2 separate regions of the Homo sapiens genome follow, and region 2 is linked to region 1. Evidence: read pairs that join two places in POLR2A ChIA-PET (ENCODE). Cell type or tissue: K562. All regions are shown on one strand. Links, peaks and the distances in the headings refer to the core of each region. The heading gives the core; the rest is flanking DNA. Region 1 overlaps ABCC1 (ATP binding cassette subfamily C member 1 (ABCC1 blood group)). Region 2 overlaps MYH11 (myosin heavy chain 11).

Evidence for each region. ChIA-PET counts read pairs that join two places held together with the same protein. Peaks named below come from ENCODE experiments on the same cell type or tissue, not always from the same donor. Only the 100,000 strongest peaks of a DNase experiment are listed, where the experiment ranks them.
Region 2: POLR2A ChIA-PET joins it to region 1 with 5 read pairs; 3 of 35 experiments call an interaction of 5 or more read pairs at or near these places.

What each region holds. Positions count from the first base shown.
Region 1 is chr16:15,986,989-15,989,898 of GRCh38, forward strand. All of the region lies in intron 1 of ABCC1 (ATP binding cassette subfamily C member 1 (ABCC1 blood group)), which reads left to right. Among named protein-coding and RNA genes, the nearest start is that of ABCC1, 39 kb to the left of the region's middle. RefSeq lists an enhancer at 1,884-2,547. In K562, for the core only: no CTCF peak of the experiment used is centred there; a DNase peak (open chromatin) is centred at 1,533.
Region 2 is chr16:15,811,314-15,814,223 of GRCh38, forward strand. All of the region lies in intron 3 of MYH11 (myosin heavy chain 11), which reads right to left. Among named protein-coding and RNA genes, the nearest start is that of MYH11, 44 kb to the right of the region's middle. In K562, for the core only: no CTCF peak of the experiment used is centred there; no DNase peak of the experiment used is centred there; H3K27me3 peaks cover 496 bases.

The sequences.
Region 1 (2,910 bases), core at 308-2,807:
ACCCCATCTCTCCTAAAAATAGAAAAATTACCTGGGTGTGATAGTGTGTGTCTGTAGTCCCAGCTACTCAGGAGGCTGAGGCGGGAGGATCACTTGAGCCCAGAAGGTGGAGGTTTCAGTGAGCTGAGATCATGGCACTGCAGTCCAGTCTGGGCAACAAAACGAGACCCTGTGTCAGAAAAAGAGAGAATGTGGAGGGATATTATAGCAAGAAGTGGATCTGGAAGTTTTACTAGTAGTGGTATTTATTGAGCACCTACTGTGTGCTCTGGCTCATGTTTAACAAAGTGCTTATTTGCATAATGTTAGTATTCCCATTTTACAGATGCGGAAACTGAGGTTTAGTTGCTGGCCTAGTATTACAGGGTGAGGAGCTGAAGCCCCATCTGCCTGACGAGGGGTGTGTTGGGGATGTGGACTAGAAGCTTGGTCAGGGAGGGATTCTGTTCAAACAGGGCTGCTTAGCTTTGGCACTGTTGACATTTGGGGCCAGATATTTCCCGTCGTGGGGGCTGTCCTATGTATTGTGGCCATTAAGCAGTATCCCTGGCCTCTGTCCACAGAGTGCCAATAGCACTACCCTCTTCCTAAGTTGTGAAAACCCAGGATGTTTCCAAATGTTGTCACATGTCCCCTGAGTGACAAACTTGCCCCCACTTGAGAACCATGGTGTTGAAACATAGATCACGGCACATCAACTCCATGCTCCTCAGGTCACCCTGCGTGAAAGTCAGAATCCCTGCGGTGGCCTGTGCGTCCCGCACTGACTGTCTCCTCCCTGCCTTCTTCCTTCCTCGCTGTCTTCACTGCTTGTTATTCTTCAGACCTGTTGGCCTCTCTGCGGTTTCTCAGAAATGCCAGGCCTGGTCTGACTTCAGGACCTTTGCACTGGCTGTTTTCTCTGCTTGGTGTGCCCTTCCTCCAGATGGCCATTTGGTTTACTCCTCTGTTTCCTTCCATCCTGTATTTGTTTATTTATTTTTAATTGAGATGGAGTCTCGCTCTGTCACCCAGGCTGGAGTGCAGTGGTGTGATCGCAGATCACTGCAACCTCCACCACCCAGGTTCAAGGGATTCTCGTGCCTCAGCCTCCTGAGTAGCTGGGATTACAGGCATGCACTACCACGCTATGTTGGCCAGGCTGGTCTTGAACTCCTGGCCTCAAGTGACCCACTTGTCTTGGCCTCCCAAAGTGCTGGGATTATAGGTGTGAGCCACTGTGCCTGGCTCAATCCTGTATTTAAATACCCGTCCTCAGCAAGGCTTGCCCTCTTCTCTGAGTGCTTTTCATCACACATGTCTTCATATCCTCTCCTTTCTAAACCATCTGTCTCTTCTCTTTAGGCTGTCAGCTCCAGGAGGGCCGGCCCTTGGTCCCTATTGTTCACTGCTGGGCCCTCAGCCCTAGGAACCGTGCTCTGTAAATGGATGAATGCTGTCTGTCCTGTTACTGCAGTGTCCCCAGACATATCCCTATGCCCAGCACATGCCTGACCCCTCACAAGACCCTGGAACATGACTAAGGGATTTATTTGGTGAAACATGAGAGTCTGATAAGAGGAGAGGAAGTGGCTGGGGAGCAACCTTGCAAAGATAGCCAGGGTTGGATGGAGAAAACGAGGGTGAGTGTCAGCTTCATAGGACGGGCCTTCCACGAGAGGCCTCATGGTGCTTGGGAGAGTTGGGGTGAAAGCAGGTTGGAACAAGATGCTTGCTGCTGACATTTGGGCACTGATGGGCAGCCTGACCTCTGCTTTCTTTTTAGTGCTTAACAACACTGAAGCCCTGTTAAGACAGGATTCTTAGGACTGGGCACAGTGGCTCATCCAGCACTTTGGGAGCCCTGGGTGGGAGGATCATTTGAGCCCCAGGAGTTTGAGGCCAGACAGGGCAACATAGCAAGGCCCCATCTCTGGAAAGAAATACAAAAATTAACCAGGCTTGGTGGTGTGCACCTCTAGTCCCAGCTACTTGAGAGGCTGAGGTGGGAGGATCACTTGAGCCTGGGAGTTCAAAGCTGTAATGAGCTATAATCATGACATTACACTCCAGCCGAGGAGACAGAGCAAGACTCTGTCTCAAAAAAAAAAAAAAAAAAAAAAAATTAGTTTTGCATGTAACTGTGTTCAGTTCTGTGTCTTGGACGTGAGGATTTGTGGTACCCGCCTGGATAGAGCAAGGATGGCCGTGCCCCTGCCTTCCTGGGTGATGGGGATAAGTCTGGAAATTGCCCCTGTGATGTTACTGGGCTTTATTCTTAGCTCTGCTGAGTTAGGGGGCAGGGTGGGGTGCAGCCCAGCCAACAGCATGCCAGGGCGCGTCACTGCCCACGCGATGCTGGCTTCAGCCGCCTTCCTCTCACCTCATGGCCCTGCCAGCCGTGCTTGCCTCCTGCTGTGTCGGGGCTGGGAGACTTTAGCCTTTCTCCAGATGTTTTCAGGAGTGCGGTGGGGAAATGAAGGCCACATGCTGTCTCTCTAAACAGGATTAATGTTCAGAAGCCCAGCGGGTGCCCTGACCTAACCACGGGCCTCTTGCACTCCTTTTCTCAGCTTCCCTTGGCTTCTGAGCTACCCCTCTGCAGCGTTGTTTCTGAGTGTGGCATTTAGGAGCACCCTGTCGTCTTGCCTTTCGTCCCTCCAAGCCCCGTCTGTTCCTTGGTTGGTTGTGCAGAAGAGTTGCTAGGGTTTGAATCCAGGACGGTCCTGCCCCTGTGACTCGCGGGCCATCTTCTCACCTGTTTGTCTCTGTGTTCCTCTCTGTAAAAGTGGGAATCATTACAGTACCTTCCTCATAGACTGCTAGGGTGATAAAATGGAGCGATGTACATGAAACCTGAACGCAGTGCCTGGTATGCAGTCCGTGCTTAGACAGGGCTCTGGTTTTATTTTTATTTCTTTTTCTTTGAGA
Region 2 (2,910 bases), core at 131-2,630, 180 kb before region 1:
TCTGGGGGCCTCAGTTTCCTCTTCCGTTATATGGGGACAAGAATACTACACTATCTATACCACGCTACCCAGGAGGGAAGAGTAACATTCTGAGGGCAGCGAAGCTGGGTCCCCAGGTTTGACTCTCAGTTCTGGGGCCAAGTAGGTGTGCTGAGTTTTCCCCATTGATCAAATGGGGAGGCTGCCACCCACCCTGTGTGGTGCTAGTGAGGGCCGAGCAATGTGGGATTGATGGAGCAGTGAACCCAGGTCCTGACCTATTGCAGGGGCCCTGAGGACATCAGTGCCCTTCCTCTCTCTGCCTCTACTGGGGAGCAGCCTCAGGGGAGTTGGGTGAGCAGGAACCATCCCCAGGGGGCTGCCAATCTCAAGCAGAAGGATACAGCCGAGTGTGGGAACTTGCAAAGTGGAGAAAGTCGTTTGGATCACTCCACCCGCAGAGTTGTCTTAAGCTTAAAGAGGAATTAGCCAAGAGCCCCAAGCTGATAAAGGCTGGCTGTTATTTCTTTTTTTAATCCCCTGAGTGTGGCCATTTGTTGCTAATGAGGTGAGGACAAAACATTACTTGTGGCTATCTTGCATAGGGCAAGTGCAGAGGCTCAGAATGGAATCTTATCTGCTTTCCTGCCCCTCCTACACCCCAGGGACCCATGGAGGGGCTCCAAAGTGGTTCTTGTCTGGAGGGCTTTAATGGCGCTTTTCTCCTATTCATCACGTTCATTTATTGAACTTAGCTCCAGCCTCCTAAGCTTTGAGCTGTCAACACTCTGAGATGAAGACAGTAGACAGCCTTCCGTGGGATTGAGGGGGATCCCTGTGGTTGCCCGGTGTCACCGACTGACCAGCAGGGCTCCGGCTTTGGAGTCAGGATAATCCAAGTGTATATTTGGCTCTGACACTTAACAAATCTGCAGCAAGTTCTCCACTCCTCTGAGTCTGTTTTCCCAGCTGTAAAAGGGAGCTAATAATAGCTCTTGCGGCTAGCGTTGGATCACCCAATAAACCTTGTAAGCATATGCTGAGGGCACACCCACACAGGCATGCACGAGAAGGAAGAATGCCATAGTTGCCATTTCATAAGCACCACGAAGATAAACATCATGGGAAAAATAGCAACTTTAGGCTGGGCACGGTGGCTCATACCCATAATCCCAGCACTTTGGGAGGTCAAGGCAGGAGGATCACTTGAGGCCAGGAATGAGAGACCAGCCTGGGCAACACAGTAAGATCTTATCTCTAAAAAAAAAAAAAAAAAAAAAAAAAAAAAAAGTTTTTTCACTAGGCACAGTGGGCTCACACCTGTAATCCCAGCACTTTGAGAAGCCTAGGCAGGTGGATCACTTGAGCTCAGGAGTTCAAGACCAGCCTGGGCAACATGGTGAAATCCCGTCTCCACAAAAAATACAAAAATTAGCCGGGTGTGGTGGTGCATGGCTGCAGTCCCAGCTACTTGGGGAGCTGAGGTGAGAAGATCACTGGAGCCTAGGAGGTCAAGCCTGCAGTGAGCCGTGTTTGTGCCACTGCACTCTAGCCTGGGTGACAAAGTGAGAACCTGTCTCAAAAATAAAAAAGACTGGGCACGGTGGCTCATGCCTGTAATCCCAGCACTTTGGAAGGCCAAGGTGGGTGGATCACCTGAGGTCAGGAGTTCAAGACCAGTCTGGTCAACACGGTGAAACACCATCTCTACTAAAAGTACAAAAATTAGCTGGGCATGGTGGCATGTGCCTGTAATCCCAGCTACTCAGGAGGCTGAGGCAGGAGAATCACTTGAACCCAGGAGGTGGAGGTTGCAGTGAGCTGAGATCGTGCCATTGCACTCCAGCCTGGGTGACAGGGGTGAAACTCTGTCTCAAAACAAACAAACAAAAAACAGTTGTTTTTTTTTAATTAGCTGAGCATGGTGGTACATCTCTGTAGTCTCAGCTACTTGGGAAGCTGAGGCAGGATTGCTGAACCCAGGAGTTTGAGGCTGCAGTGAGTTACAATCGCACCATTACACTCCAGCCTGGGCAACAGAGCAAGACCCTGTCTCTAAAAAAAGCAAAAACAAAAACAATTTTGTCAGCCTTCTTTACTTTATAATTTAATTTTTTTTTATGACATATGCCTGCACCTTAATAGTTTCAGGGCTTAATTTTAAAATTCCTAATCTGGTCCTGTCCACCTTGTAGGTTTGTGGTAAAGATTAACTGAGAATATTTCTGTAAAGCCCTGAGCTTTATAGGAAGCATATAATAAAAATCCATGATTATTATTATCACTTCTTTGTAAAAGAAGGCATGAGAGAATTCCCATGAGAAGATGGTAGGCTGAGTGCATGCATTTAGCTCTCTTCCTTCCTAAACCTTACTAAAATAACTGTAAAAGACTTTCCAAAAATACATGAACCAGTTTAGCCGGGCATGGTGGCTCATGCCTGGAATCCCAGCTCTTAGGAAGGCACAGGCATGAGGAAAGCTGGAGCCCAGGAGTTCAAGACCTGCCTGGAAAATATAACAAGACCCCATTCTCCACACAAAAGAGGGGGGAAAAGGCAAAAAAAAAAAAGTGTAAAAAGGCCGGGCGTGGTGGTTCACGCCTGTAATCCCAGCACTTTGGGAGGCTGAGGTGAGTGGATCACCTGAGGTCAGGAGCTCGAGACGAGCCTGGCCAACCCGTCTCTACTAAAAATACAGAAATTAGCTGGGCATGGTGGCATGCACCTGTAATCCCAGCTACTCAGGAGGCTGAGGCTGCAGAATCGCTTGATCCTGGGAGGTGGAGGCTGCAGTGAGCAGAGATCGTGCACTCCAGCTTGCGCGACAAGAGGGAAACTCCATCCCCCAAAAAAAAACAAACAAACCAAAAAGTGTAAAAATACATGAGGCAGTTTAAAAAGAACTAGAGAGGGGAGAACAGCAAAGCCAT